Regions from separate parts of the Mus musculus genome. Here all the other regions are linked to region 2. The links are chromatin loops, found by intact Hi-C in ENCODE. Cell type or tissue: heart. All regions are shown on one strand. Each heading gives the region's core, and the rest is flanking DNA. Links, peaks and the distances in the headings are about the cores only. Region 1 has its middle 80 kb from the start of 4930533N22Rik. Region 2 overlaps Slco3a1 (solute carrier organic anion transporter family, member 3a1). Region 3 overlaps Slco3a1 (solute carrier organic anion transporter family, member 3a1). Region 4 holds the start of Slco3a1 (solute carrier organic anion transporter family, member 3a1). Region 5 overlaps Slco3a1 (solute carrier organic anion transporter family, member 3a1). Region 6 has its middle 9.8 kb from the start of 0610006L08Rik.

Evidence for each region. Hi-C counts contacts between places; a loop is a spot of excess contacts. Peaks named below come from ENCODE experiments on the same cell type or tissue, not always from the same donor. Only the 100,000 strongest peaks of a DNase experiment are listed, where the experiment ranks them.
Region 1: it touches region 2 in a loop (4-fold over the local background); 3 of 42 quality-filtered maps call a loop at or near these places.
Region 3: a loop joins it to region 2, with 3 times the contacts of the local background. A loop is called at or near these places in 8 of 42 quality-filtered maps.
Region 4: a loop joins it to region 2, with 7 times the contacts of the local background. A loop is called at or near these places in 11 of 42 quality-filtered maps.
Region 5: it touches region 2 in a loop (1.8-fold over the local background); 4 of 42 quality-filtered maps call a loop at or near these places.
Region 6: it touches region 2 in a loop (4-fold over the local background); 3 of 42 quality-filtered maps call a loop at or near these places.

Annotation. Positions count from the first base shown.
Region 1 is chr7:75,108,002-75,113,162 of GRCm38, forward strand. No RefSeq gene overlaps it. Among named protein-coding and RNA genes, the nearest start is that of 4930533N22Rik, 80 kb to the left of the region's middle. In heart, for the core only: a CTCF peak has its summit at 2,835 (motif pointing left); no DNase peak of the experiment used is centred there; H3K27me3 peaks cover 285 bases.
Region 2 is chr7:74,421,765-74,426,925 of GRCm38, forward strand. All of the region lies in intron 2 of Slco3a1 (solute carrier organic anion transporter family, member 3a1), which reads right to left. Among named protein-coding and RNA genes, the nearest start is that of Slco3a1, 130 kb to the right of the region's middle. In heart, for the core only: a CTCF peak has its summit at 2,923 (motif pointing right); DNase peaks (open chromatin) are centred at 1,767, 2,357 and 2,937; H3K27ac peaks cover 1,251 bases.
Region 3 is chr7:74,369,095-74,374,255 of GRCm38, forward strand. All of the region lies in intron 2 of Slco3a1 (solute carrier organic anion transporter family, member 3a1), which reads right to left. Among named protein-coding and RNA genes, the nearest start is that of Slco3a1, 180 kb to the right of the region's middle. In heart, for the core only: CTCF peaks have their summits at 760 (motif pointing right) and 2,289 (motif pointing right); a DNase peak (open chromatin) is centred at 2,307; H3K27ac peaks cover 775 bases.
Region 4 is chr7:74,551,492-74,556,652 of GRCm38, forward strand. It overlaps Slco3a1 (solute carrier organic anion transporter family, member 3a1), which reads right to left and starts at 3,289. Exons shown (of 10, transcript NM_023908.2): 1 at 2,920-3,289. The coding sequence starts at 3,099. In heart, for the core only: CTCF peaks have their summits at 2,760, 2,966, 3,669 (motif pointing right) and 4,124 (motif pointing right); DNase peaks (open chromatin) are centred at 2,790, 3,360 and 4,150; H3K4me3 peaks cover 4,000 bases; H3K27ac peaks cover 2,788 bases; H3K27me3 peaks cover 139 bases.
Region 5 is chr7:74,508,575-74,513,735 of GRCm38, forward strand. All of the region lies in intron 1 of Slco3a1 (solute carrier organic anion transporter family, member 3a1), which reads right to left. Among named protein-coding and RNA genes, the nearest start is that of Slco3a1, 44 kb to the right of the region's middle. In heart, for the core only: no CTCF peak of the experiment used is centred there; a DNase peak (open chromatin) is centred at 2,327.
Region 6 is chr7:74,861,053-74,866,213 of GRCm38, forward strand. No RefSeq gene overlaps it. Among named protein-coding and RNA genes, the nearest start is that of 0610006L08Rik, 9.8 kb to the left of the region's middle. In heart, for the core only: no CTCF peak of the experiment used is centred there; a DNase peak (open chromatin) is centred at 1,989.

The sequences.
Region 1 (5,161 bases), core at 795-4,794, 690 kb after region 2:
TTGGTCCCAGGGAACTCTGGTTAGTTCATATTGTTGTTCCTCTTATGGACCTACAAACCCCTTCAGTTCCTTGGGTACTTTCTCTAGCTCCTTCATTGGGGACCCTGTGCTCAGTCCCATGGATGGCTGTGAGCATCCACTTCTGTATTTGTCAGGCACTGGCAGAGGTTCTCGGGAGACAGCTACATCAGGCTCCTGTCAGCAAGCACTTGTTGTCATCCACAATAGTGTCTGGGTTTAGTGGTTTATGGAATGGATCCCCAGGTAGGGCAGTCTCTGGATGGTCATTCCTTCAGTCTCTGCTCCACACTTTGTCTCTTTAACTCCTTCCTTGGGTATTTTGTTCCCCCTTCTAAGGAGGAACGAAGTATCCACACTTTGGTCTTCCTTCTTCTTGAGTTTCATGTGTTTTGCAAATTGTATCTTGGATATTCCAAGCTTCTGGGCTCAGAAATTTCCACTTATCAGTGAGTTCGTACCATGTGTGTTCTTTTATGATTGGGTTACCTCACTCAGGATGATATCCTTCAGATCCATCTATTTGCCTAAGAATTTCATAAATTCATTACTTTTAATAGTTGTGTAGTACTCTATGCTGTAAATGTACCACGTTTTCTGTACCCATTCCTTTGTTGAGGTACATCTTGGTTCTTTCCAGCTTCTGGCTATTATAAATAAGGCTGCTATGAACATAGTGGAGCATGTGTCCTTATTACATGTTGGAGCATCTTCTGGGTATACGCCCAGGAGTGGTATTGCTGGATCTTCCAGTAGTACTATGTCCAGTTTTCTAAGGAACCACCAGACTGATTTCCAGAGTGGTTGTACCATCTTGCAATCCCACCAGCAATGAAGGAGTGTTCCTCTTTCTCCACATCCTCGCCAGCATCTGCTGTCACCTTAGATTTTTATCTTAGCCATTCTGACTGGTGTGAGGTGGAATCTCAGGGTCGTTTTGATTTGTATTTCCCTGATGATTAAGGATGTTGAACATTTTTTTCAGGTGCTTCTCAGCCATTCGGTATTCCTCAGTTGAGAATTCTTTGTTTAGCTCTGTAACTCATTTTTAATAGGGTTATTTGGTTTTCTGGAGTCTAACCTCTTGAGTTCTTTATATATATTGGATATTAGCCCCCTATCTGATTTATGATTGGTAAAGATCTTTTCCCAATCTGTTGGTTGCCTTTTTGTCTTATTGACAGTGCCCTTTGTCTTATAGAAGCTTTGCAATTTTATGAGGTCCCATTTGTCAATTCTTGGTCTTACAGCACAATCCACTGGTGTCCTGTTCAGGAATTTTTCCTGTGTCCATGATATAAAATACCTTGGTGTGACTCTAACCAAGCAAGTGAGAGATCTGTATGACAGGAACTTTAAGTCTCTGAAAAAACAAATCGAAGAAGATCTCAGAAGATGGAAAGTTCTCCCATGTTCATGGATTGGCAGGATTAGTATAGTAAAAAATGGCTATCTTGCCGAAAGCAATCTATAGGTTCAATGGAACCCCCATCAAAATTCCAACTCAATTCTTCACCAAGTTAGAAAGGGCAATTTGCAAATTCATCTGGAATAACAAAAAACCTAGGATAGCAAAAACTATTCTCAACAATAAAAGAACCTCTGGTAGAATCACCATCCCTGACCTCAAAGCTGCACTACAGAGCAATTATGATAAAACCTGCCTGGTACTGATACAATGACAGACAGGTAGATCAATGGAATAGAATTGAAGACCCAGAAATGAACCCACATACATATGGTCACTTGATCTTTGACAAAGGAGCTAAAACCATCCAGTGGAAAAAAAGACAGCATTTTCAACAAATGGTGCTGGTTCAACTGGTGGTCAGCATGTAGAAGAATGCAAATTGATCTATTCTTATCTCCATGTACAAAGATCAAGTCTAAGTGGATCAAGGAATGCCACATAAAACCAAAGACACTGGAACTTATAGAGGAGAACGTGGGGAAGAACCACACAAGTCTTATGCGCACTTTCTTGCATCCAATCTTCTTTGCCTGTGCTCTGGTTGGTATCCATTCCTGGGTGGGCATTGTTCTCACCCTAGAAATTCAAACTTGTGGTCATGTTCCAGACTCTTTGTTTAAAGCTTTTCTATGTTAAATATAAAGCAACTGGGATCAAGTAACTAGTCCTAGACCTCAAAACCTTTCTCTAGATGATATAAGTACACTCACACCCAAGAGACTGTGCTGGGGCTCCCAAGAGGAACTTCTTCTGGTCTATGATATTACCTTTTCATGAATCAGCTCAGCTGTGGGAGGAAAAATGTCCCATGATGATGGCCATTACGATGACCATCAGCTAGGTCAGTGGCTATCTGGTTTTTAAATAGAGCTATGTCAAGAGCCTCCTCCCATATGTGTAAGAGTTCAGGCTTTGAGGGGAGGTCTTCTTGCTTAAACACATTATTCTCATGAATTTCCAGGGATACCCAAAGGGTTTTGTTATAAGAAATTAACCAATGTCAGGAAACAGTAAAAAGCTGGTGAAATAAGCCTAGGTTCAAACTCAGCTGTATACTATGGTGCAGGGCAGGTCCACACAAATGTTTAACAAATGGTTACTGATCTACAATTCCTCCAGAGAAATTTCCTTATTTCAGATCTGAGCAGACAAGGAGTCTGAAGGAATTCCTTCAGAAAATGTCTTTTGGAATCGTCTTCACATTCACAGATATCCTAAAGAATAGAGTGATGGGAAATAAACATTTCCCCAAGGCTGTCTTCTTCTGCTGGATAGGGACTGGGTGACAAAGCTAACCAACCTCCGAGTAAAGACTGTCTTGCATGGTCCAGGTAGCTTCTGCCCTCTAGTGTTTGTATCGGAATAAAACAGCCTTAGACTTAAGTTTTTAATTAGCCGCGTGCTTCAGCAGCCTTGGCAGGTAGCTTCTCTTTGGAAACACTGCCAGGAAGGTTACCTCAGTGGAGTTGACTCATGGTGCCTCTGAAGCTTCCAATCATCCCATTCACACTGTGCTTCCGTGCTTGCTGAAATACGGAAGGCCTTCCATACCAGCTAAGATGACCTGAGCACCATGCTGCTGAAACTTTACAACCACCCAAACCATGAGCCATAGATATCTCTTCTCATTACACATTAACTGTCAGCAAAATTCTGCTATAGAACCACACAACGGACGAAGGCAGTCGTACGAATATACTTTCTCCTTTCTCAAACACTGGCACTATCTCCCACCAAAGAATAAAATCTGTTAGCCCTTCAGATCTTCTCTGTAGAGCCCAAAACTTTGCAAACTTAGGACATGACTTTGGAAGGAGGAGAAGGCAAAAGATCACAACCATGCGTTACTATAAATGATAAACCATCAAACTTCCAGGGCCCTTTCTGGTACCTTGTTCTGTTTACCCCACCAAGAACAACACATGGGGACATTTCTAGTCTACTAAGATTGCAGAGCTCCAGGATTCATCTGGGCCATGATTTTGCATAGAAAAATAACCTGAAATAGCTCCACTCTTGACGCTTAAAGTGTACTTACCTTCCATGTTACTCTTTGACCCATTTAAAATAAAGAAAATGAGAAATTTGCATAAGGTATCTGATAAATATTTCAGTCTTTAAAGTATCTTTTCCTGTCTCACGCCTATGTTAAAATAGCTCAGATTCAATAAATAAATTAGGCTTTAAAAAACATGTATATGTACATACTTAGCATGTATATTAGACAAAAAATTGTATGTCTCTCTCTGTCTAGTATGTGTGTGTATTATATGAGACATTTTTCCTGTTTCTGTATGTCATAAGTATCTACATTGTGTTTCCCACAATATAATTTTTAAATGTTGAGCTTCCTTTCAAGCCATCTATTCATCACCCAGGATGGGCACGCACACAGTCAGAGTTCCGTATGCAACATGCTTTCTCTGGCTCACTAGTCACAGCTGAGCAACACACTACCAAAATGCTTTGACAATCATGAGCTATAACAATGTTATATTTCCACTGTTCAAAGTGAAGAACACAGGTTGTTTTTAAAGGGAACCTTCTGAAAACCATCAGAACAGTGCCAGTAAACACGTCCCATGCATTCTAACGGAAGCGCTCCCACTTCAGGACTCTGTGGATAAGTAAAAATTGGCAATGCTTTGGGAGGACTTTAACCAATGTGACTCCTTTCCCATCCATTTGACAATTGCTTAACAGTTTGTTTTCTATTCATTTGAAAACCATTCTTTTGTGATATGATGCTCTTGGTAGGCCATTTTATTTATTTACTTTTAGGCTGACAAGTCCAAGTTACACGTATGTATGGTGCAACATTCTCTGATCTATAGACCTATAGATCTATAAATCTACATGACGATGAACTACAGAGACAATGACAGTCCCCTAAGATTAGGTTGCCTGGTAACTCTATACCTAGTTTTGCTTGTATGTGCACACACTCTATTGTTTGCACAACTTCAGAACTGCCTAACACTCATTTCTCAGCATGCACCTCTTTCCCTGGCTAAGCACATGCATATGTATACATTGCCAGGTGGCTAACTCAACCTATTTAACTCTACACTAATCTTTTTTTTTCCTTTCGCTATAATAAAATGCCATTTATGTTCAGACTGTGCTGAAATTACCACAAGTGCTGATCTGAAGAAATCTGAGCGAAGGCTCACATACATCACAAGTGAAGGCCGGGGCTGTCTTATTTGAAAGCCTCGTTCTCTTGTTCCTCTGAAGGACAGTAACTGGGATTCAGTAAACCTCCCTACCTACAGGAAATTATCAAGCATGGTGGCCGCATTCACTGCAGGAGACATCTCAATATGTCTTTATGACCTCTAATTTTTAAATCATCTTAAGCCCATGGTCCCAAAGGTGCGTGGTCAGCTGAAGCATATTTAAGGTGAGGTGACAGAGAGAGTCTTCACTCTCTATTCATGAACTGAACCTTGCAGAGGTTATAGGATGGGTCTGCTAAATAAATCCCTGCCCGACCCATAACTTACAATAACTAACAACTTTCATTCTTCCATTTAGCATCTGGGGACAGCTCTAGTCTGTGTTTCATTCTGTCATTAATCTTTGGGGAAGCCTCCCTGCCGCACAAGAGCCAGGCTTATAAATTCTTCGCCATGCCTCTGCAAATTAAACAAAATGTGCTTTAAGCTTGCT
Region 2 (5,161 bases), core at 686-4,685:
TTCACATACCTCTTGCCTTCCACTTAAATCCAAGCCTCAGGCCAGGACCCCGAAAATAGATCAGGGACTGGGGTTCTTTAAGCCTCCCCTCAAGGTGGCTTCAGTGAGTGACTTTCCTTTTTCTGCTTTTCACTGTCAGTTTCTCTTTAACTGGCTTCCAGAGGATTGGTGGCAGATCCTAGTTCCTTAGGGCTGCCAGGGTCCAGGCTCTGACTGTAACAATTCTAGTAACTGTCTGACTTCAGGAAATGCAAATTCTTACTCCCATAGATGCCTGCACTTCTGCGTGCACGGAAGAGATGCAGTGAGCAATGCCACGCGTGTGGAGCTGAAGCTTCAGCCACCAGCTCACACCCACCAAGGTATGGAGTGAAAGCATCCTCGCTGGCTGCACGCACCTGCCTTGTTAATGACGCACATGGTCCTCATTAAGATACACGGTTCACAGTGGCAGCTCAGTTCAGTTAGAGAGCTCTAAATATAGCCTCCTGGGAAGAGGGGGAGGAGGGCCAACTCCACTGGTGGCTTGTTCTAGGTCTAGCGTCAATGAACGAGGCGACAGCAGTATCCCCCCATGCCACAGTCATGTCACTATCAGTCCCCAGGCTCATCGGGCAGGCACCGTGGTAAAGTGATCTCTTTGAGAGCTTGCTGAGATCTTCCCACTGCGTCCATGCAGTCAAACAGAGCCCACAGGTGACCTAGAATGCCCCTCTCCTGGAGGCCTGAGACACAGCGGTCCTCTTTCTGTTTCATGTCTCCTGACTTACCTGACTTAAGGAGAGTGAATTAACCTGAGCTGGGAACTTTAGAACTGACCATTCTTGCAGAAGGGAAGTATCCAGACATGTGATGGCCACCTGCAGCTGCTGCTGACTCTAAGAGCAAGCCCTGCGAGGCATGTGCATGGGCCAGGCTGGGGACAGGATAAGGAGGCACTGAGTTCTGGAAGTTACCAGGCTGAGGTAGCACAAGTTGAGGTAGATATAACCCAGATCACAGCTGTAAGTCACCACCAGGGTCCCCACTGTGCCACTAAGATGCTATATAGACAGTAGAGAAGAAGTGATGGCAGCAGCCCCTCACCTGGGACCTCCAGGTGACTTAGTCAAGGACACAAAGGTACTTACTGGAAAAGCTGTTAAAATCTAATAAGTCCCTGGCTTCCATCCAGGACTCCTCCTTTTGGCTTTCATGCATATCTTCTTCAGTCTGTCCCTCTCTGTCCCCTGGCACTACCGAAGCCACAACCCATGCCACCATCTCCAGTTAATGTTTCTTTTGTTTGCAATCTCAATCCCCCCCCGCATCTCCAATCTGGCTTTCTACATGTGCTGTCTTTTGCTTCCCCCTTGGATGCCCTCCCTGTCTCTACATAGCTCATTATTGAAAGTCTGTGTGCATTCTCCCATCTGTCTTTGGGGTGTCCCTGCATCAAGAGGAAAGTCATACACTGAGGATTTGTTTCCCCCTCTTCTCAAGTATCCCTGAGACAATCCATACACCTCATACTGGCATTTCTCTTCCCAGCACTCAAATACATGGCTATTTAGTACAAAGGCCCCTTTCCCATATCCTGGACACAAAGTTGCCACTTCCGCTTTCTTCTGCTAGCCTTGAATTTGAGAAGGGGAATGTAACAGACACCCAAAGGACAAACAGCTCCCTTATCTTCCAAAGCAAGCTTCATGCCACATTTCTTTTCTTGGACAGCCAGTTCCACATACCTCAGAATAGTACACTATGGCCCCAGCACAGAGATGTTGAAACTCACCCAATGCCCACTCCACTCCACTCTTCTGCTACAGAGATAACTACCACTGCCCAAGTCTTCCATCTGCCATACCTGCTTAGACAATGGAACCACATTAGAATGCACCAGACTCGGGGAAGACTACAAACAGGACACTGGAACTTACCACCACCCCTCCCCCCGTGAGGGAGGGGTCAGTCCTCATAGCCAGATTGGCTTTCTTTACATTAGTTCTGGGCCTGGTCCTCCAGTCCTCCATCTTTCTCTTATTCTTCCATTCACCAATTAACTGAATTCCCAGAATGCCTGGGGTCTGAAAACCCCCAGCCTTATTCCCTCATGAAGTAGCACAGTGTCCTGAAAGCTCCCATTTTCCTTTCTGCCTCCCCGACACAACCTGGCACAGGAGGAACTCAGCAATTTGAATGAATGTGGTTTCTGGAGGGGAAGTATCATAGTGAGCACACACTGGAGAGGACAAGGTAGGTTTTCTGTGGCAGAAGGCAGGGGGTAGGTCTGCACTCTCTCATGGCTCTCGAGCCCCGAGGCCCCTTTCTTAGCTATTGGCACACTGCTGCTACCAGGCCTGGCTGATTTCCCATGTTTACAGAGCCCAGGGCAAGCATAGTTCAGTGCTCATAATAGCAATAAATTATGACTGTAATTTAAAGTACAGGCTTGAAAAGAAACCCTAATCGCAGACCATTCTTGATCTCACAGCCCTCCCCGGAGGGCTGGGTTTCCTTCCAGCACTTGCTTTATTCTACCTTTGCTTCAAGTCCCTGCCCAGGTATTTGGCTTCGACTCCTATGATATTAAAAAGAGGCAGCAGGTGGTCAGTTGCCCCGAGCAGCTCAGTGAACTGTGCAGACCTAGGGGAATAGCCTGGCCTGGCTTCTCATTTTCCTTGGAGGAGGGTGAACAAAAAAATGTACTTTTTTTTTTTTTCATGTATTTCTCCTCTGCCATGGTTTAGACAAATGAGCTTATGCAGAAGTTTCAGGCTGAAACAGCGACAGTGGGGCCTCTCAGACTCGCTCCCTAGAAGCAAGGTTGTGCTGCACTAGTTACCAAGAGGATGAAGAGGGGAAGTGGGCAGGCAAGGGAATTAGTGTAGCTTGAATCTGAAACATCCCCACTAACTCCAGTTTGAGTGCATGGTGGCCAGTTGGTGGAGCTATTCTGCTAGACTGTGGAACTTTAGGAGGCAGGGCCTACTTGGAGATGCGGTTCTACCAGGCCCTTGGCTCCTACTAATCTCTCAGTCTCCTGGTCTACCAGGCTCTGAAGAGTCTCTGCACACCTGCATGTACTGAGATGTGGTTCCCTGGTTTCTGGCTGATATGGGCTGAAACTCTCTGAAACACTGGGCCAGAATAAGTCTCTCTTCTCTGAAGTTGTTTCTTCAGTCAGGTATGGTGGTCATAGCAGCGCAAGAATAACTAATACAGGGGATTCATCTGTTTTTGCCAAATGTGTACTACGAATGTTCAACCTTGTATATACAATACCTCCCTGAATCCCTGCAACTTCCCTGTAACCTGTTTAAGAGAACACTGTCCCATTGTCATTTGAGTAACTGAGAAATTAATATCTGGAGAGACTCCGTGTCTTGTCCAATGCTACAGAGTTATGTGCGGCAGATGCATGATGCAGGCATAAGCTTTGTCCCAACAGTGCTACTTGCATAAGCCCCTCTACATGTCCTTCAGACTGCATAACTTTAGGAAAGGTCTCCCTCCTAGCGGGGTTTCAACAAAGTGAAACTTTTTGACTGTGACTGACTTTTTTCTATATAATTGAAAAAAAAAGGATCATTTATAATAATCTTAATAATGTCCATCCTAGGCAGAGGAGTGTAACCCAGCACAGGGCTTAGCTGGACATGCCTCTGTCATGAACAGTTCCCTATGAAATGATCCCATCATCAAATCAGAATACAGAGACACAGCACAGCATTTGGCTTCCCATCACATCAGGGTCTCTGTCCTCAAAGGCCACAAGGTCTGAGGCCCGGTCACTACAACAGTTAACTCAGTGACTGGCCCAAAGTACAAGGCCATGTTCAGTGTAGAACTATGAGAGAAAAAGGAACACATTTTTCAACAGGAGTTTTTGCCACTTGACTCAGTACCATCTACAGGATCTATGAGCTTGCACATTACTATGTGTGAAATGGGAATGCCAACACCAGCCGCTCAGAACATGGATACATTCAAGGAATCAAAGTGTAAAATTCATTCCCATCTATGTTAAGAACAGCCGTGCCTTGCCCCATTGCAGTGGTTACTCTATCATCTGGCTTCAAAGTCTGCAATATAATGTCTCATCCACCTATCCACAACCTCCCTTTCTTCCTCCAGTCAAGCTAAGGCTTAAATTCCTCTTTCTCATGAAGCCACATTCCCAGGTCTTCCAGGTCACTATTTCTTGGAGGATCAGGGGAGCTAGGGTCTCCAGTGGAAGGTTTATAGCAGCTTTGAAGGATAAACTGCAACTGCACTTGAACTTTTACACTGGATAGGTGATACTTTCTTCCTCATAAACTACAGAAAAGTTGTTTGGCCACTTCTCTGTAACAAGTTAGCACTCTCTCTAGCACCCTGTGAGTATACTGAGACTGGAATGCAACCTTCAAGTACCCCCTAAGCCTGAGAGAAGCAGTCAAAGAACAGAAAGAATACTAGCTAGATAAGGCATTTCACTGCATCAACATGCTCTCCATGGGTAACCAATTCTGGTACCACTGTTCAGAGCTCATGCCTACTCTACGTATAGATTTTGTTAGTGTTTTATATCAAGTCACAGCCAGAATGACACAGACAGTCCTTTGGTTTTAAAGTGATAATATTCCCAGACTAGAACATCAGGGACAGGAAATAATCTTAGAGATCTACACTTCCTCTGCGCATGCTTCATTGCAAGGACACCAATAGGCAAAAAGTGCAAACCCTGTTCTTTTCTGGTACCCAAACTGATATCTTTGGGTAAGATACCTAGTTAAGGTAGAACTGTTCCAATCTCAAAGGTGTGAACCCAAAAGGAAGGCACAGCAATCATGTGTGCGAGGCAGTAAGAACAAACACTGGTCCTTGGTACACAGCGTACCTGCCATAAATGACACTTGCTAATAAAGGACACCTATCTTGAGCAATGAGGTGTTACTGGCATTCCTGGCCCACTTATTCAGGGATTTGTCTTCTGCCTTTCTCCTCTTCCTTCAGTCTCTGTACTGTCTCCCTCCACTCCATCCCAAGGTTACAATCCATACCCAAATCATGATGAGTCCTTGAACCTTACCTCAGTTCTGACAGGCTTCCCCTTTGAACTTGGGGAACGCTGGAAGGCTAAGCTGTTCTAGGTTACACTAACTGAGACATTTCATGACATTCCCAGATGTTGCTTGTA
Region 3 (5,161 bases), core at 363-4,362, 53 kb before region 2:
TGGAGAACATCTTAACAATCAGAGACACAGGGAAGGCAGATACCCTAGGTGGTGGTCTTGTTTAAATTATCTTTTCTAAATTATCTTTTCCATAAGAGCAACAGAGCCGGCCACTAGCCTTGGGCAAGGAGCCAATGCTTATTTGCTAAAATACCAGTTGATTGCCAGGGAGCCTGGAGCGGTGGTGAGGTGGGGGAGGTAGGAAGCCACACGTTATGGAAAGCGATGCAAGCAAATGAACGTCATCCTATGTGGTCAGGGCTCTCCAGGGTGGGGAGGATCTGCTGCTGCTATACGTTGCTGCTATACGTTGTAGCTGCTTCTGACTACTTGGCTTTTCAACCCAGCAGAGAGAGACTTCTTTCCTTCCCTCCAGCTTTCATGTTTGTGAGATCACAGGCCTCTTGGCTGACTGGCCAGCCTCTGGGTACCTGGATGTGATGCGTGTACCAAAGAGCTTGAGTCAAAGAACTCTCCTTCACAACGCTCGGAACATGCTCTGTCTCTATCCTAGAGCCCTTGGGCTATCCTTAAACCCGGAATGATGCCAATGCATTGCCTGGTGATGCAAGAAGATGCCACTGGTGGGGCAGAGGACGGAACCATGAAGTCCTATACGAGGGAAGCCCATCCTAATACACAAACAAGAAGGGCATGGAGTCCTGTGTGTGACTTCAGTCACCTTCACAGAGCTTTTGTTTGTAGAGGCACTGAGGTCCCCTTTGGTTTCCCATTGTCCATACCCGCAGCCTCCAGAAGGGGGCAACTGAGAGACAGAAAGACCTAAAGTGGGCCATTTAGTGGCAAGGCCAATAAGTAGTCTTAGCAGTAGTCAGTGAAGCAAAGCAGTGATCCAAGCTTATCTTGATAGAAGCTGGGCTGCTTCTGCCCACATCTGCATATTGATGCGTTGGCTATAAGCTGTATGTCAATGCTAAGCTGTTACTGCTGTCTACATAGGTTTTCCAACCCAGCAAAGAAAAACTTCTCTCATTCCCCCTACCTTTCATGACAGTAAGACCACATGCCCCTTAGATGACTGGCCTCCATGAACCTGTGTCGAGGAGATTGAGTCAAATGACTTTCCTCCACAAAGGTGAGAGCATGTCATGGCCCTCTCCCAGAGCCCTTGGGTTCCACACTTGAATACACCTCAAAATATGACTCTATTTGGAGACAAGCCCTTAAAAGGGGCAATTAAACAAGGTTCGGATGATGGGTTCTCCATCCTGATTACTTTGCATATAAGAGGAGATTTGGACACACAGAACGACACCAAGGCCACACGCATAAAAGAAAGATTGTGTGAATACATGGACCATCTGCAAGGCAAGGAAAGGGGACTCAGTCTCCACCCTTGCCTATACCTCCATGTTGGAATTCAACCACCAGGACTGTATAAGTAAATGTCTATAATTTAAGTTTATAGTATTATGTCTTAGAATGTCATATGTCATATGTCTTAGAGCCTAGGTGAACTTCCTAAGCTCCAGAAAAGCGGCTTTCCCACCCAAGGTGGCAATTTCTCTAGGAGCGTTACCTGCTGGAGTGGTCCCATCTGCCGATGCCTGTCTCTCTGTGCATTTTCAATGTACTTAAGACGCCGCCATGAGTTTTCTCCATAGTCTTTGGGAGATGGCATGCTACACAGTACTGTGGTGGAGTCCACCAAGCTTCATATTGCTGCAAGGGCCAGCTCAGGTCCTTGGAAGTCCGCAGAACTCAGTGTCAGAGATCAGGTTCCACCCTAGTGGGAAGGACTCCTACAGGTAAAACTGAAGACCGGATAAGTACTCCTTATTCAGTCACTCTCATGCTTACATGTTCACACAGTTGGGACAGGGTGACCCGAGGCTGTCTTCACCGTAGGGAGCAGAAGCCCACGGCTACCTCAGTTTAACCCTCAGCAGGCAGCAGTAATTCAGCATCCAAACTGATCCTCAGTAAATGCTTTCTGGGTGTCAGGGCTTTGAATACTGTTTAATCCCCACAATAGCACCGAGACATACATGAAGACTGTGACACAGGAACATTTGGGGACCAGCCTGCAGGCAAGGGGAAAGGGTGGCAGAATGGCTTGACCCACAGACATTCTTCTAGTAAGTTCTTAAGGGAACAGTCTCTCTGTAGGGCTCTGAAAATGAGGCTTTGACCACAGCCCAACTGTTGTTGAGACCCCATGTCACGAGGGAGACTGAACAGGGGTTCCACTTGGGACAGGCTTGCCCATCTAATCCACCTCAGCATCTCCTTGGGAATAGTGGCAAAGAGCAGGTATCTGAAGTCGTCACTAGAGGGAACCAGAAGCCTTCATATGACAGAGACTGTCCCCTCTCTGATGTGGAGCATGCTCTCCATGGCAAGGCTGGAGGGTTACCAGCTCCTAGGAAGGTGGCCTGCAGCCTAGAGGTCACCAAGGCTTGGGTGATTATTATTATAATAACTGCTTGGATATCTGCAGTTATTAGTGAATGTCTTCATCAAATGCCTAAGGCAGGAAGAGAGGTCCTTACCCCAACCGGCTCTAACCTTGCAGTCAGCACTTATCTAGATCAGCCTTTGGAAAAGTTAGCAACTCAAACCCTCCTCTTTAAAAACCCTCAGGGTGTTGATAATTCATAATCAACGCTCAGAATGACCTAGTGTATCTATAAATTCTGGGTATATTCTCTAAAAGTAGGCTGGAGATGCCAGGCCAGGCAGGAACAGGAGCAGGAGCTGGGGCAGAGGTCAACATTCTGCTGAGTGCACACTGCAGGGTGAGACTGCTCCAGCTCCGTGCTGAGGCAGGAATCCCACCATCAGAACAACTCTGCACCCAGAAGCATTAATAAGCAACAGGGGCTAAGCTGCAGCTGCAGAAATTCCTCCTGGCTAGGAAGCAGGGCTGATGTCTCCAGGCCCCAATGGAAAGAAGCAGACTGGAGAGGTGACAGCCAGGTGAGCCAACTGTAGGGAGCAGCTGTGATCTCGAACCTTCCCAACCCCACCTACAGCAGTGCCGAGATGCCAGGCGTTTTGTTTGAAAAACTGTGGCAGAGAGTCATGGCGTGTGTGAAATGCTAATTTCACCCTGATTTATCACCAAGAAGGACAAGGCTGTTTGCTGACATGACAGACTGGGTGATTTTTGAAGCCTGGCGAAATCCTAGGATGGGTTATTAAACCCTGGATTTATGTGTTCTGTGAGCAGGGAGCTGTTGCTGTCAGGTGTAGACAGAGTTCAGCAAGAGAAAGTCAAGCCAGACCGACTTCATTTCCTCTGTGGTTTTCTGATAGGGTCAGAGGCTGATTAGAGCGGCAGAAAGCCATAAACACATTGAGTGGGGAGGCAAGTACAGACTGGACAAACCGCTTGCTCAGCGCTTAGGAGAGGAAAGATGCATAGGGTCAAAGAAGAGCTAGCTGAAGCATGTTGAACAGGCAAAGCAGGTGTGTGTGTGTGTGGGGGTGGTGGTGGTGGCCAAGCAGAATGGGGTTCTGTGACATGCCTGGTAGCTCTCTCCTATCCTGCTTTCTCTATGTATGCCATGAGACACATCTATCCAACATGATCACTTGAAGACAGAGCACAGATCTAGGATGAATAATCGGCTAAATCCATGGACAGGAGAGTTGTGGTGTACCCACCGTGTACATGCAGGCCTTTTGCGGACAGGCTGGTGAAAGTATGGGGCACTAGAGCTTCCAGGTAGGGAGGGTTTCATTAGACAACAGTCTTGGAATACAACCCAGTCAGAGAAGCAGTTATCCCGAACTCCAATGCAATTTTGATGCATTGACAGAGTTGGGGCAAGGAGTGGGCCCCTTGATCTCACATGAAAAGCCATATGTCACTGAGATAGGGCCATTGCCACAATGGCTTATCCTCTGGACAAGGACTTAGGAGAGAGAGGGCTATAGAAGACATGCATGCACCAAGTGAAGGGACAGAAGGTTCAGCCTTCAAAAGAATGGGCAGGAGACATGGCCAAAATGCCATCACGGGGAACAAGAACTCTGGGTTTCTCTGCACAACCCAAAATTAGATGCTTGATCTAGTTACGACAAGGCAGATGACCAGACACTTTGGATACACGTGAATAGAGTGTCCAAAGGCTACTGAATGCCTCACTACCAGGCATGTTCTAGGGGAGGCCATGGGTCAGGAAGTTGGCTGCACAGGACACCTGGCAGACCTTTGGACCACACAATGTTCCCTTGACAGTGGGCAGGTGTCTCCAGGGCCCACCTGGGAACATAACAGGAGTGGGAATTCCCATACAAGCCTCCTTACGTTAAAAAACCACGTCAGACTCTGCTTGGAGACAGGAAGCGGGGAGCTGGTTGTACAAAACTGTCTGGCTCTCATACAGGACTCTGTGGGTTTGTGGGTGCCTCCCATCTCAAAGTCCAGGCAGGCAGCAATCACAGCCTCTTGTTATTTTTGATTTTAAGAAGAAGAATGGCTAGAAAGCTTTGGTGTTCAACAGGTTGCCTACAATGAAATTCTTAAAGTCTAGAGCAATGGCTCTCAGCCAGGGGTGACTTGGTTCCCAGACATTCAGTTAAACCTGGAACAAAGAGCCTTGATTATGTTCTAGGTTTGTTGATCTTATTTCAACCTCTCTCACACACATAGAGTGGCACAGACAACATTTTATTTTTCTTAGACATAAATGCCATACTGTCGTACCCAAGCTCACCACTCTCACTTGCCCTGGCCCATTTCCTAGCCTAGGACTTCAATTCGAAGCCTCCCAAACCTCCCCTTCAAAGCTTGAGTTTCATACAGGAATCCTTGAAGCTGAGGCTCCCAAGCAGGGGGTGGGGAGAAGGAGTTGAATGAATGGATACAGCTGAAGGAGCTGATATCTTTTCATGTATAATCATGTTAGGAATCTGAAGGTCAGATTATCATGGGTTAACCCATTCAGCCCTAGGATCCAAGAATCCTTCATATAGAATCAAAGAAGAGACAGAAGGAGAAAAAGAGACATTCTGGAAGCATCCACAAATCAAGAATGCCTGAACTTATCTAAATCCAATGTGTATAGAAAGTTCTCCCTTGGAGGGAATGGGTCCTGTTGCCATGACTTTAGGTTTCTTCTGGTCTTTAGACACATGAGATAATGAATTTCTATTGCTCCAAGTTACTATGGTAACTTGTGACACGCTCAAT
Region 4 (5,161 bases), core at 360-4,359, 130 kb after region 2:
ACACACACACACACACACACACACGTATGTACGTGCACACACACAGAAGTCCTACTTTTCAGAGCAGCTTCTCAAGTCACCAGCCACTTCCTGCCTCACTTCTGCAGTTGGGAAACATAGACCAATGTCGCTGAGGACACATTAAGGACAATGAGAAACCTGTCTTTGCAGGACGGACGACAAAGATGGAATGACACCAATACTTAAAAATGAAAAGGCACACAAGGAGATCACACACACACACACACACACACACACACACACACGGTAGCTGCATAGACTTGTGAAACCAAATAGGAAATAATGGTCCTGGCGTCATATGTGCAGTCATCCTCTTGGCTGAGAAAGGGAGCCCTGTTGGCAATGAGCCATAGCCAGCCCTTCATCAGATACCTGAAAATACATTCCCAGCAGCGCATGCTGATTCCCACTGAAAAGACGGGTATCTACCCATGGACCACCTGTGTTCATCTGCAGACACAGGGTCTCAGGTGTCCTGCAACAGACCCAGTGGAATTTTAAAAGGAAGGAATCTGCCTCTCCCTCAATAATAACTTAATTCCCCAAATATCCACAGAATAGGCTCCTGTGGCTTTAAGAACAGTAAAACTTTTTCCTACCTGCCAAAGGACAGAGGATGGGAAGCCTCTAAACAGACCCAGAAGATCAAAACCTGTGGCAAGCTGATTGGGCCAATCCACCTCAGCCACCATTCTTCCTGTGTGGTTCTTAGAGTAAAGGGACCTCCCCTCCGTGGCACAGGGCAGAGCAGGGTCCCTGAGAACCTTCTCTTTGCACTGCTAGTCATCAAAATTAATTCGATGTCCTAAGCCTGTCCTCTCTCTCTGGGCCCCCATCAGCTTTCTGCAGGGCACCTGTTGGCTCCCGTTACCCAGTACCCACCCCCAACGCATCAGACTTTCCATCACGGACAGACAGAAGTGACCAGATACCACCAGCTGGTGGATAGAATGCCTCCTGTCCTATCCTTGTCCTGCGATGCACGGTGACCCCTCACCTCCCAAGGCCAGACACAATGGAAGCCTTTTAACTTTCTAAAAGAACAAAGGCTACTCCTCTGCTTAAGGCTCTTCTTCACTTCCTTCTAAAACCCTAAGCCACTAGAAGTGCAAACTCCTAATCTCAGATGTTCATCATTCCTGGGATGATGAAGTCCAGCCTTGCTGTTTTTGCCACATGTGAATACCACACCCTTAATGGAGCCTGGTGTAAGGCAAAGAAGCTGTTAAACAGGAGCCAGCTGTTGATCGAATAAACTGCCTCTTTTTACACGAAGACCTGCTTAGATATAATTTAGTTTGCATATGCTTCGGTACGGAGTCACACTTATCAGTAGGAATGTGCATTTGCCTCTAGAGACACATGTAACTTCTAAGTGTTTTAACAGTCAAATCTCTTCTTTAAAAAAGCTGCTTCTCCAAACATCATCATCCTCACCAAGCAAAGGCCACAGTCTACAGCTTAGTATGACAACCACAGAGAAAAGGAATACGTTTGGGAAAACAGAATACTCAAATGTTCTTTTGGCCCCAGGGTTCAGGGACAATATTATACACAAGACAGAAATGGGGAGTTAAAAACTGTTTATCTGGGAAAGGGTGACAAAAATGCATACGATTTCTCAAATGCTCTACAGTTCAGTCACCCCAGGAACAGAATTGACTCTGTAGAGCCCCACCCCCACTTCCAAGTCACCACATAACTATCTTTAACCAAGCGCTATGTCCCTTCATCTTATTAGCCTGTAGGAGCCTTGGGAAACTGTTGAGAGTTCTGGCTACTCAGCGTCTGGCCCTCATTAACTTTAACCCTGGGCCAGGAATGAGGGATTCATGATAGCATCAGGATACACATAGCTCTATCTCTGGATGTGGTTATCCAACCGCTTTTGAAATCTTGTCCAATTCGATCTCCATCAAATGTGCTCACTAACACTTAAAATCTATGACATTTGATTCCAGTTTCAGGTCAATAGCCAAGTAATGATTTAACACTATCCACTCGAAGACATCTTTTCCTGGGTAGACAGAATAGGTCTGGAAGTGCACTGTCTGAAACTCAAGTGCGGACCACCTGAGCAAGACAGAAGAAAGCGACAAAGTAGGTACTTGGTAATCCTTACAAGTGGATTCCCTGGGCATAGTAGGTGTCCATGGGCCTTTGGGCATCAATAATCCCTTTCTGGAGACAAATAAAGCAAATACATATTGTACAGATGATCCACTCCCCGTGTGGGCGAGCGACCATGATGGGGAATTAAGGTAGAACTACAGAAACTCGCAGCTGCTCTCCAGGTACTATAACTTTATCCCTCCACAGAAAGATGGCTATTGGGATCTGGGTGGGACTAGTCCCCCTGCAGTTACCGCTGAGCTCAGGGCCACACTCGGGCGCCTTTTAAATTCCCCCAGCAATTGGTGGATGGAGAAAGAGCCAGGGGGAAAAAAGATGCATAATGATTCGTTCACCGGGCGGATGAAACGGAGAGTAGAGGACGCAGGATGCTAACTGGCTTTTCCTCCCATGTGCAGGTCACCTGAACCGCGATGCCTTCCAGTCTCTGAGGAGGCTCCCTGAACTCGCCATATGGCTCCGTTTTCAAGAGGGGAGAAGAAACAGTTTCATGCCCACCTGCCTGCGGCATCTCCTTTCAGGCACCCCTTCCCTAGCCCCTGCCCGGCGCGCGAGCTGCCGGCATCCACGGTCCCGCCCGCTCCGAGCTCCGGCCGGCAGCTCCCCCGGCGGCCGCCTCTGCACCAGTCGCCAACCTCCGTGCCGGGCCGAGGTCATGCCCGCCTGCCCCCGGAGCCGGCGAGGCCCCTTCCCGGTGCCAGGCGGCAAGCCCGAGAAGCGCCGGCAGGGAAGGGGGTCCGCCGCAGAGTTGGCACCCGGACTCACCAGGTAGGCGCCCACCGTACCCTGCGCCAGCATCAAGGCGCACTCAGACACCAGGAAGATCTTGATGTTGGAGAAGCAGGACACCTTCTTTTTCTTCTTCTTGTTCCTCTGCGCCTCGTCCCCCTGCAGCTCGCCGCTCCGGCCGCCGCCCGACGAGCCGCCCGGCTTCTTTCCCTGCATCCTTCCCCCGCCGCCGCCGCCGCCGCCGCTTTCCCGCTCGCCCCGGGTGTCGTGGCCGTTGCCGGGCGGGGGTGCGTGCCGCGAGGCTGCGTACTGTCCCCGCCCCGGGCCCGCGGCGGCCGCCCCCGTCCTGCCGCGGCTAGAGAGGTTGAAGGCTCCGCTCCTCGCTGCCGCCGCGCTAGCTCCCTTCCTCCTCCTCCTCCTTCTCCTCCTCCTCCTCCTCCGCCCTCCCTTCGCCGCCTCCTCCGGCTCGGGCTGTGCCAATCACAGGGACTCCTCGCGTCGCCCGCTGCTGCCGCCGCCTAGCCTCTCTCGGACTCTCGCCGTTGCCTTCACCGGCTTCCCCTGGCCCGCCGGCTTCGCTTGCCTTCACCCCTAGCGCCCCAAGCCCGGGCCGGGGCCTGATCGCCGCCTTGAGCCCCGGGCTGCGCCGCTACTGGCTGCGGGTGCGTCCCTGGGAGGCACGAGGGGACCTGCTTGGGGCACTAAGGGCTTGCTGATGGTCAAGGCCGGCGGGGTCTAACTACCCAGCGAAACTGCAAAATCCAGGAGTCCTGGTGGGGTAGGAGGCTGAGCGAGGAAGGTGCTACCCGGCCACTAGGAGGCATTGTGGGGCCCAGGGCACCAAGGCGGAAACTGGGTGGTACTAGGACTAGCAATGAGGTGCAGAGATGGGAGTATCCAGGCACCCTACTTCTAGTGCGGGTACCGGACTGCTAAGGCCGGAGAGAAGAAGCAATTTTCATAAAGAGAGTATCGCAGGAGCTGTATTCGGCTTGGTTTAGGGATTTCTAAGGACAGACGTTGTGCTCTGGGGCTCTGGAAGATGCCGAGATAGGAGCTGCCATTGGCTCCTTTGGTTTGCCAGCCTCTGCTCCTGCATTCAGTGGCTACTGGACATATCTAAACCGCCCATTCCCCGAAAATGGGAGAAAGAAACAGAACCTCTGAGAAGGGAAGTTAGAGCTTCAGGGAGTCTCACATCTTCCCCCAGCCTCCAAGTACAGGCAACTGCAGATCACAAGGACCCCAGCAGAGGGCCTTGTTTAGTTCTCCAGCGGCCTGCGGTTGGAGTTCAGGAAGGGATGAGCCACAAGCCTGCTGTGTCCCCACCCCTCTCCTGACTATTGTGGCCCTCCCTGGCTTGGCCTGAAGGTCAGCATGCAGCAGAGCCAATTGTCATCAGTCCTCCGCCCCTTGCTCCCCAGCATTCCCTAGGATTTTGGTCCACAAGGCGCCTCTGATAGGATGTACTGATTCAGGCAGCAGCGTTTGGAAGCTAAGAGAAAAGTGGATACGAACAGAAAATACCTAGCATTGTTGTCCACGTTAGTGATGGAGAAGCCAAAGCCTATTTGGAGAACTTTTCCTTGCTTTCCCAAGGGCCTATATCCCAATGCCAAGGCTTACATTCAATAGTGCATAGCAATTAGCACCGGCCATAATTTCTACTTTCTTCCAGAGAAATTGAGTAAGAATAGACGGTGGCACAGTGGGGGTGTGTTGTTTGCCTTACCATTTAAATATAAATTGCTTCATCCATCTGTCTTCCAGACATGACCTCACCTAGTCTTGGTGTGGTTTTCAATGTGCCTCCCCTTGTCTGGGGTACCTTCGGCCTAAATTACTCTCTGGCATCACTCTCTACAGTGTTCTTCTCTACCAGTGGTATTGTATCCTGGAGTTGTTAGGGTCAAAGCCTGTGTCCTGGCAGCCCTAAGAAGCTAGGCTCAGCCCCCTGTCTTCGGAATGCCAACTGAAGGAGCAAGTAACAAAAGAAGAGAAGAAAGATTATTCATTGTGGCTCCATTGGGAAGAAGAACAAATAGACAGGTCTAGTGATCTCCCCACTCTCTAACTGATTCTTCCATGTTCTGCATGAGCTTTAGGTACAAAAGGATATGAATCACTAAGTAGTCCAGGTCAAGGTACAGTCTTGCCCATCATTAACCCATCAACATCTGGGCTCCAGTCTGCTATGGGTGGTCTGACAAATTGTCAACTAGCTCTGCCAACTACCTTCCTGGAAGACAAGCTCCTCCTGTGGCTGGCACCTTGATCT
Region 5 (5,161 bases), core at 645-4,644, 87 kb after region 2:
TGTGAGAAGTGTGCAGGATCTTCCAGGCTTCTGCTGCATTAACTAAGTGGAAGAGAAGAAGGAAGGAGGGAGGGAGGGAGGGAGGAAGGGAGGGAGGGAGGAAGGGAGGGAGGGAGGAAGGGAGGGAGGGAGGGGGAGGGAGAAGGAAGGGAAAGAGTTAGAGAGGACAAGAAGGAGGAAGGGAGAAAGCTACATTTCAGAATCTCATGAACTCTTATTAATAACAGTTCCCAGGGTGGAGCAAAGACTCAGTGAAGTTCTTGCTCAACAAGCATGAGAACTCAAGCTCAATCTCCAACAATCATGTACAAAGTCAGTGCTGGGAAGGTAGCAGCCCTGAGTTCCCTGGCTAGCAAGTCTAGACTATGTAGTGAGTCCCAGGTCCCAGTGAGGTACCTCAAAAAAGCAAGAGAGATGGCTTGTGAGGAAGTATACCTGAGAAAGATTTGATCCCTGGCATCCACCCCCTATACACACACACATGCACACATGCACAGATGCACTTGTATACATGTGCACATACACATACATGTGTGCCCAAAGGGAGGACTTGGATCCACATTGATATCAGTACTGTAGGATAGGGTGGCCTACGGGCAAACATGTCTGAATCCTCCCCTGCTCTCTAAAGAAGTGGCCCAGGGGAAGTTACCATGTACTCTTCAGGAGGATTCCAGGTTCTCAGGACTGTGGTGGAAGATTACAATCTTCTAAGAGACAAGCCCATATTTTCTGTCTGGTTTGGGTGGTGGGGCTGGCACTGGCAACTGCAATCACCTGGGGAGCTCTGTGCAAATAACAGTGCCTGCTCCCTAGGCCTGTGTCACAAAGGTGATGATTCTAACACCCAAGGTAGAGGTGTTGTATGTATACCTTTGATATATGTGTGCTTAGGGCACTGCAACCTCATCTATTCTTTGTAGTGGGAGAACCTTGAAGTCAGTATGAAACTCCTGATCTGAAGGTACTAGGTCTTGTCAGGAGATGGATATATCTATCCCAGGCTGACCATGAAGTCACTCTGTAGCCCAAGCTGGCTATAAACTTGAGATCCTCATCATCCTTAGGATCATGGGCCTCTACCATCATGCCTGACTCCAATCTAGCCTTGATTGAAGTTTTGTTCATCAAGACCATCTGACAGAGTCTATTTCCAAGCCTTAGCAATGGGTATAACAGAGCATGTTCTTGTGAGTGCCACTGGGGCCCTGTAGCCAGCACTCAGTAGGTATATATATCAACCAACTATTCTCAACACTGGCCTACATGATCTGTGTGCTTTCTTCAATTTAATCTGATTCCACAACCCCCAGTGCCTGCTGTGTGGGCAATTCCGGAAGCATGACTGTGATTAAGAGACAATCCATCCATGGCAGAACAATACCATTTAGTGACAGCAGAGGCTACAGCACCACAAGAGAGAGGCAGAACAATCAAGGGACTGACAACACCGGTAGTTGACCCAAGACACAAGAGTGAACTAGATTCTAAAAGACATAAAGTAGGGACTGGAGAGATGGCTCAGAAGTTAAGAGTACTGACAGCTCTTCCAGAGTCCTGAGTTCAATTTCCAGCAACCACAACCATCCACAACCACAACCATGGTGGCTCACAACCATCTGTAATGGGATCCGATGCCCTCTTCTGGTGTCTCTGAAGAGCACGACAGTGTACTCACATACATAAAATTAATTAATTAATTAATTAATTAATTAATAAAGACATGAAGTGGTAGGAGTTGCTGCACTATTTCAACAGCAAAGATCAGTGACACAAAGAAAATATACCAGGTGGAGAGTTCTGGCTGGCTTGGAGCAAGAGGAAATAGCACATGACTCAGGGTACTGAGTGGAGTCATCAGAGATAAAGCAGCCTTGAAGGCAACACTACTATGGATCTGGGTTTGAGGTCAATGGGGGAATGGACGCTCTTGAGCAGAAGTTATCCTTTAGAAATAGCATAGCATTCTACACAGTATGGAATGGGGGAGACTGCCTGATCAGCTACTCAAATTGTCTTGGTAAGAAACGATATCCACTGGCTTACTGCTGATAAGTCATTAAGAAAGGACATCAGTGTGGAGGTGACACCAGACTCAGATTCAAAATCCTGGAATCATGGGGTCAAGGGAGGGCCCACATCAGCAAGCAGATACTAACAACAGCACAAGAGGTGTCAACCTCGGTATGGTCAAGGACAAAGTAATGTGGCTGCCTCTCTCAGGGATTCCTGGAAAGAATTTGACACACTTACTCTGAAAAGAGTGAGACAGTAAATATTTTAGACTCCCAGGCCATGTGGTCACCATAGTAACACTGGCATCTGCCACTGTAGCCCAACACAGCATCCATGGAAACCTGTACACAAGTGGACATGGCTGAGTTCCAGTAAAACTTTACTCAACAAAACAGGCAGAGGGACAGATTTGGTCTATACCCCTTTATTGACTGCCCAAATCTTGACTCTACACATTATATCTTTAGCTGATAATAAAAACTTCTCACTCATAATAAATGTATGTAACACTCTAGTTACAAATGCCAAAAAATCATTTCTAGACACTTCAATTCCATTTTGTGAAGGTTTGGAGGTTTGTTTAATATTTATTTTTAAACCCATGCAAGCGATTTGTAAAGTAACTCTCTTATCCATCCTTCCAAGGACATCTCTTTCTGAACTAAAAGGACTATTCTCTGCTCTCCGCAGCCAGTATTTAGTTTCTGTGATAAAACTATAACCCTGATCTTAGCTGAAGGAAGTCCAGTGTGCTATTCTGTCTCTCATCCAAACAGCCATTCCTTGTGGTGGGAAGTTTGGTGCAAAACACACTCACTTGTGAGGTCTGCACAGCCAGGTGGCCCAGGACATCAGTGTCCCTGCCTCTTGCTCTTGCTCCAACCACATGATCCACAACTGGGCCAGGTGAAGGAGACATTTGGCGAGGCTGCTTTATGTCTGCTGCAATGATTGAGCACAAATTGGGCTCACGGGATAACTGGGCATAATTTTCAAATCAGTCTTGCTTAAAAGGCAGAGAACGAATTAAACAGAGAAGCTTTTGAGACACTGTGGCCCCAGGCATTTGCAAGCACATCAATGGTAACAAGTTTACCAAGCATTCCTGTTATTATCAGAAGTGTTCTAACCAAACTTTATTTTTTTTTTAAAGCCCATGAGAATGATCTCAAGGTAAATTTAATCTCTTATCTGTCATGCCAAGGGTATGTCTTTTCTCCTTTGAAACGCTCTTGTTGTCAAACCTCTGCCTCCTGAAGGCTGAGATTAGTCTGTACCACCATACCCCCATTAAATATGTCTTCTTATATAGGGACATAAGTGAGATTTTAAGAGCTTCATATTGACTTGGTCAGTCTGGGCAAGACAAGCCTCAAGACTCCATTTTTAGTCTTTTTGTGAACAATGATCCCCCCTGTTGAACAAAAGCCCTGGAGCCCAGTAGGCACTGTGACCACAGGTTGGCCTGGTCTTCAGCATGGCCCCGCCCCCAACCCCACTGCAGGACCCTGAGCCACCACAGTTCTCCCGGGCCCCTCACTCACGGTGGCACTCTTTGGATTCTGTTCTTACATAGCCTGGCATAGCACTTTTATGATCACCTTGAATAACAGTATCAGTCTCTGCCTGCTCTGCCTTACAAAGACATCACTGGCCTCTCCTCTAAGAACCTATCTCTACCTCCTCCTTTTCTTTCCTCTACTCCATGATCTGCATCTTTCTTGGACCATTTCTCCCTCTCCCTTATACTGTGGGTCCTCTCGTCTTTTTCTCTCCCTGCCACCCCCTAAACAGCCCTAAACCACAACAGAGGCAACTGATTTTTATGATTCCTTATACTCTTTGAATTTTATGTCCAATTAATTAGCTCTAAGAGCATGTGCAATAGTTTATGATCCTCCCACTCAAGCTAAAATAAAATAAAACTACCACTAAAGATAATTACTTCCAATATGTAAATCACATCATGACCCCTCCACCAACCCCAATAGCTCTTCCTTCTAGCTTAGATAAACAGGTTTCAGGTCCCCACTACCCTCAATCAACAGAGCTCTCTGCACTCTATGCCCAAGCTGTGAAATTATTGGCAGATATGTAGGCATTAGGCCAAGTCTTAAAACAATTGGTATTGAGCCTTGCACACCTCAACCTAGAGCACCGTTTGAACTCAGAATTGGTATGGTGGCTGCTCTGTTTTATTGGAGAACAGGAGAAACTCAGTTCCCTGGCTTTCAGATATAGGGGACAGGCATAAGCCTCCAAGAGATCTTGGAATAAGGCTCACACTAACCATTCATTTCAACACAGGATGCTCAGGTAGAGCTGTCTTGTGTAGAGTCAGCCTCTCTGCATGCCTCAGAGTCCCAGAATACCACTGTGTCCATTGAAAAACCCCCATTTGGGCTATGGAAATAGCTTACCCAATACAGTGTTTGACACACCAAACTGAGGATCCTAAATTTAATCCCCAGAACCCACATTAAAAAAAAAAAGAGTGTGAGTCCAGTGGCAGTGGTTCACACTTCTAATCCCAGCACTTGGGAGGCAGAGGCAGGCAGGATGTACTAGTCAGAGGCCAGCCTCATCTACAGAGTGAGCTCCAGGACAGCCAAGGCTATACAGAAAAAACTGTGTCTCAAAACAAAACAAGACAAAACAAGACAAAACAAACAAAAAATTATAAAGACAGAATTCAATGCTGGACCTTTCTTACAAGGAATATGAGAGTAGTCCCTTCAGGCAGAAGGGGGAAAACACCTACAGAGATTCAAATATGGACTCTGAAGTAGTGTTAAACAGATGGCTCAGTAGATAAAGGAGCCAGCAGCCAAGCCCGCAGACCTAACTCTGATCCCCAGGATGGACATGGTTGAAGGAAAGAGTAGACTCCAGCAAGTGGTTCTCTGGCTGCTATATACATTCTGTGGCATGTGTGCCCCCAGTAAATAAATAAAGTATAAAAAACAAAGAGCACTGTAAAAGTTACCATGTGTGCAATACAAAAGGTTGTGTGTATGTATCTACTCTTTCCCTTTAAATAATAATTTAAAAAAGCACATGATAGAATAACACAACTGCACTGCATCCACAGTCTACCCAGGTGTCACAGTCTACCTACAGCAATCTTATCACTTGGGAGCAGAGA
Region 6 (5,161 bases), core at 361-4,360, 440 kb after region 2:
CCCAGGGAAGGAACTCTTTTTATCTTATGTCAGGGTCAAATTCAACATTGATTCTGAAACAAAACAAAACAACCTCATGCATTCCAAAAGCTCAAACGGAATTTAGGCTGTAATGCCAATTGATACAGGTTGATTTAAACCTCTAAGGTGAAGGTAATAATTCAGAAAGTTGAAAGGAATGAAGGAAACAGAGCCTTCAAACTTACTACGATTAACCTTCAGTGTATGGAGGGAAAAGAGCCTAATAAATGTGCAGCATTGCTGTGTTCCTTTGATGGTGAAAAAAAAAAAAAAAAGCAGAGCCCATCATCAGCCGAATATTGTTCAGGAGCCTGCTGAATTGGATTAATGTCTCAACAAATCAATTTTTATGAATTACATAATGATAGCCATTGTGTAATAGCCTGTGTGTTGCAAAGATTGTACATGAAGAATTTGCTGTTGTTCACTGTGTGCTCACGAAAAAGAATGGAACTAATGTTTGAAGTGCATTCTCTCTGATGAGGTGAATAAGCAAGGTGCTTTGCTGGCGTGTCCTTTCAACAGGACATGGCTATAAGTCTATGCCTCTGTAAGAGTACTGCATACAGAGAGGCACACTGTTGCACAAGAGTGGCCAGAATTACAAGGTAGCATTCTATAGTTTGTTTAGTGCCACAGACTTAAAGACCATCTCCTAACTCTTTCAAGCCTTTTCAGTGGGGGCGGGGAGGGGGCTCCTGTGCTACCAAGGTCAAGTGGTCTCCTTCATGACACTCTCAGTTGGATGGGGCAGTTCTCAGAGCACTCCTTTTTTTTAGGAATTCCTGTTTCCACGCCTCTCATTTATTAAAAATGCAGATTTGGGGGGCTGACGAGATGGCTTAGTGGTTAAGACCACTGGCTGCTCTTTCAGAGATCCTGTGCTTGATTCCCAGCAACCATAACCATTTCTCTTGGGATCTGATTCTCTCTTCTGGCATGCATGAAAAAAGAGTATTCATGTATATTAAACAAACAAACAAATAAATAAATGCAGATTATTTTAAAATGCAGATTTGTCTTTGAAAATAACATTGTGGTGATTGGTCAAGAGTTCTTGATGCAGGTGTTATTGTAGGCATCCTGGGACAGAATTGAAAGCAAAGTTTTGAAGAATTCTGGGCCTAAGGAACCAGTAAAGGGTGGTGGTTTATATTTCCAAGCTAGCTAACTTCTCCAAGTCTGCAGATCTCACTATAAAATGGGAGAGTAATAACTATGCTTCAGGTAGTAGAAATGAATGATAATGAATGTGATGTACATAGCATAATATCAGACTTAGTGCAGATGATCAATAAACAGTATTTTACTATTACTGTTTAACCTCCCTTAATTTACTCAAATCAGTGATTTATACATTACCAGATCCAGTGACTTAGCAAAGGATGGAGGGCTTCTAAGAAATGAACTAGGAAGTATTTCACCCAAGGCCTATTCACACTATCTGTTGGTTGATTTGATACAACCATTACTTCCATTCTCTGATGATTCCAAATAAGGTTAGAGATCATTTTCTTAGCTATTTTAATTGGAATCACATGGTAGAAGAAACAAGCATTTGGTTTAAGAATCTGTTTTATATCAACCACCAAAGGATGGTGAGAGGAAACAGTAGATCTTTTCAATCCTTAATTTCAATAAGCCAAACAGAAGGAGATTTCCCAGACACACTGGGCTGCTGTGTCTCTCTCAGTGCAGGATAATTTGATATAGGCTCTCCTTTTCCAATAACAGAAGTTAGGACCATGACTCAGCAGACTAGGCGGGCAACAGACTAAAAGAAGAAAGCTCTGTGTGTGCTCCTCCGGGACATCAGATTGGAGGCTCCCTGTTTTATCTGGCCTCCTCATATTACTCACTGGTGGCCCTGGGTATCCTGTTTCAGACCTGGGCTCACCTCCTGCCAGAGCTCTGACCACATCTGCCATGTGCTCTTGACAATATCAATGTCACCACAGTGGCAGATGGATAGAACATTTTGTGGAGCGTGTCTCTCTTTTCATGTTCCAAGGAGCATGTGTGCTGTGCCCCTGCCAAGAATAACCATGTACATGCAGACTGGGGGTGGGGGGTGGGGGTGACAGGAATGGAGTGTGACCTTTGTGTGGCTCTTAGATGCTAACGTAGGAGATAGGGGGTTCAACTTCTTGTGTATCCTCCATGCAAAGGCTGTGGAGATCACTTATCTCTTGCGGATTTTCTCAAATCAAGTGTTTATTTTTCCTTCTTGGAGTTAGGTTTATGGAGTGAAAGTAACTAAATAGAAACTTAAAGTCACATGAGATACTAGGGAACTCACTACCTGTGACCAAAGGAAATCTCTCTTTTCAATAAGAATTCTTCCATAAAGTACACCAAGTCCACTGTGCCCAGCACACCCAGCTGTATTTTATTTACACTGCGTCCACTCCCATGCTACAGCGAGCAATGCAGAACCAAGCAAGCAGTAGCACCCTGACAACAGTAAAGGGGTTCCATGCCCTCTCTAAACTCATTGCCCATTCAAGGTTCAAGGCATTAGCAAGGATCTTGGTGTATTCAGGTGCTATACCAAAGGACCACAGACTGGGTTGCATATATACTATAAATCTTTTATTTCTGAAATTTGTAGAGGTTATGAGGTCAAGGTGCTAGGGAGAGCTGTTTCATTGTTTTGTTTGCTTATTTTGTTCTTTTTCACAGTAATCAGCTTCTCGAAGAGTCTTCATATGGCAAAAGGGCCAAAGAGCCTCTCTCAGTAGTCTTTTAAAAATCTTTTTCATCAGTACCTGGCCTTAATGACCTAATTACCTCCCACAAACACCACTCCTTATCCAGTAGCCATATAACAAGGATGAAAGAAAGCCACACCCAGGTCCCTTATAGGAGTTTGGGAGCCATTTGGAGATAGCTTGGTCACATTTTGGTTTAGTTTAGATTCATTTACTCTTTTAAAATCTTTGCTACGTTCACATTTTGCCCTGGACATAAGTAAATTTTTGCTATTTTAGAAAAGACTTAACCCCAAATGCAGCACACAAAGGCAGGGGAGACAAAAGTACTGAGCGGTTGTTCAAACAGACAGCTTTTGAGGCAGGGAGAGCAAGGCCTGGCTTATGGTCTTTGCTGTTTCCAATGCTGTATATTCTCTGATCTTGGTTAAGTTCGCGCTACTAATCGTTTAACACCCAATGAAGGAGCTAGAGAAATTACCCAAGGAGCTAAAGGGGTCTGCAACCCTATAGGAAGAACAACAATATGAACTAACCAGTACCCCCAGAGCTCGTGTCTCTAGTTACATATGTAGCAGAGGATGGCCTAGTCAGCCATCAATGGGAGGAGAGGTCTTCTGAAGATTATATACCCCACTACAGGGGAATGCCAGGGCCAGGAAGCAGGAGTGGGTGAGTTGGGGAGAAGGGCGGGAGAGGGTATAGGGAATATTTGGAGAGGAAATTGGAATGGGGATAGCATTTGAAATGTAAATGAAGAAAATATCTAATAAAGAAAGTTCTCAAATGTTCAACAACAGGCTTCTGTTTAACTAGCAAACTTATGTTAAGTACACCTTTACCACTACATGACAAACTTTTAAAGAAAAACAGAGTATTTTACTTAAGTCTTTTATGGCAGTCTTCACACACTTTTGTTCTATTTTACAAATAAGGTATCAGGCCGGGTATAGTGGCACACATCCGTGTATCAGTCCTCAGTGGCATGCAGATCTCTGTGAGGTCCAGTCCAGCTTAGCCAAAATAGGGAGTCATGAAAGGACTCTGGCCAGCTCTAGCATGTTGACCATGGCTCTGGCAGGCCTTTTGCCTCTCCCTCATTCCCTCTGCCTTGCTAAAACCCATTAGATTACACTCCTAAAGCTTGCTACCAAGGTCTATTTCCTTATTTGGCCACTTCCTTTTCCCGAGGTTCACTACCAAGGTTCAGCTACCAAAGTGTTGATGTCTAGCAATCAAAAGCCCCCTTTGGCTGTCCTACTTAATATGCCAAATTAAAATTAAACACCTCATCCTAACAAAAATTATCCCCTTGTACTTGTATAAACTGCCATTTTCTTATGTGCCACATCTGTCTCCTCTATCCAGAGGTAGTCTTTTTCCCTCCAGGACAGAACCCCCAACCCCTTTCCTTTGTTCTCTTCCCTTCTCCCTCATGCCCTATCTGCTGTCTCTGTCTATTACTCTTTGCCCTATCTTCCTCTGCAAGCAGGTAGCCTTTGTGTTGAGAATTTGGTTAAAGGGTTTCTGAACCAATACTTTTCCTAACAAGTTGCAGGGCAGGTAGGGCTACATAGTGGTAACATAATAAAATAAATGAATATCATATTTTCTTTGTCCTAATATTTTTTCATTTATTTTGCAGCCGTATTTTTGTGTGTGTGTGTGTTTTCAGAATGTTTCAATATCCAGGGTGTGATTTTGTTTCAACACAGAATCCCACATAGCCAAGCCTAGCCTCAAATTCACTGTGTTGGTGTGGATGGCTTGTTAACTCCTTATCTTCTAGGCTCTACTTCCTAAGTGAAGGAATTGCAGTTGGGTACCTTAATGTCAGATTTTGGGAGTGCTAGAGATTGAACTCTTGGCTTTTTGCATAGCAGATAAGAATGGAGGAAGTCTGAGGCCTTCAGTTAACAGTGCAGCTACTAAGCCTTCCTCAGCTACATTTTCAGCCAAAAGACAGCTTTTTTATAAAGAAGAAATTACACATGCTTTAGAGATGAAGAGAGCAAGGTCAAAATTAAGCTGGGGAGTAAGAGCTATACTTATCTGTAGATATAAAAATAAATATTTAATTTATCTTTATAATTAATTAATTATTTCTAACCATAAATAATAATTACATTGGGTTAATAAAGTGGGCATTGTAGGTTTCCCTCAAAGATCCATGACTTCACCAGCCCCACATAGTTGGCTAAGTCTCCAGTACCAGACATGATGTTGCTCTTGTTGAATAAGCCTTAAATTCACTTAGAAATGCCTTTTCACAACAGATGACGAATACTACAGAAAGCCATAAGTGATCAAAATGCAGATAAAATGATTCTGTGTGGCCCAGCCCTAACTAAGAATGAATGATTGTGCTTTGTGGGCCCTAACTGAGGCATCTACAACACAACTTCAGCTCCTCAGGCTCAGGAACCCCT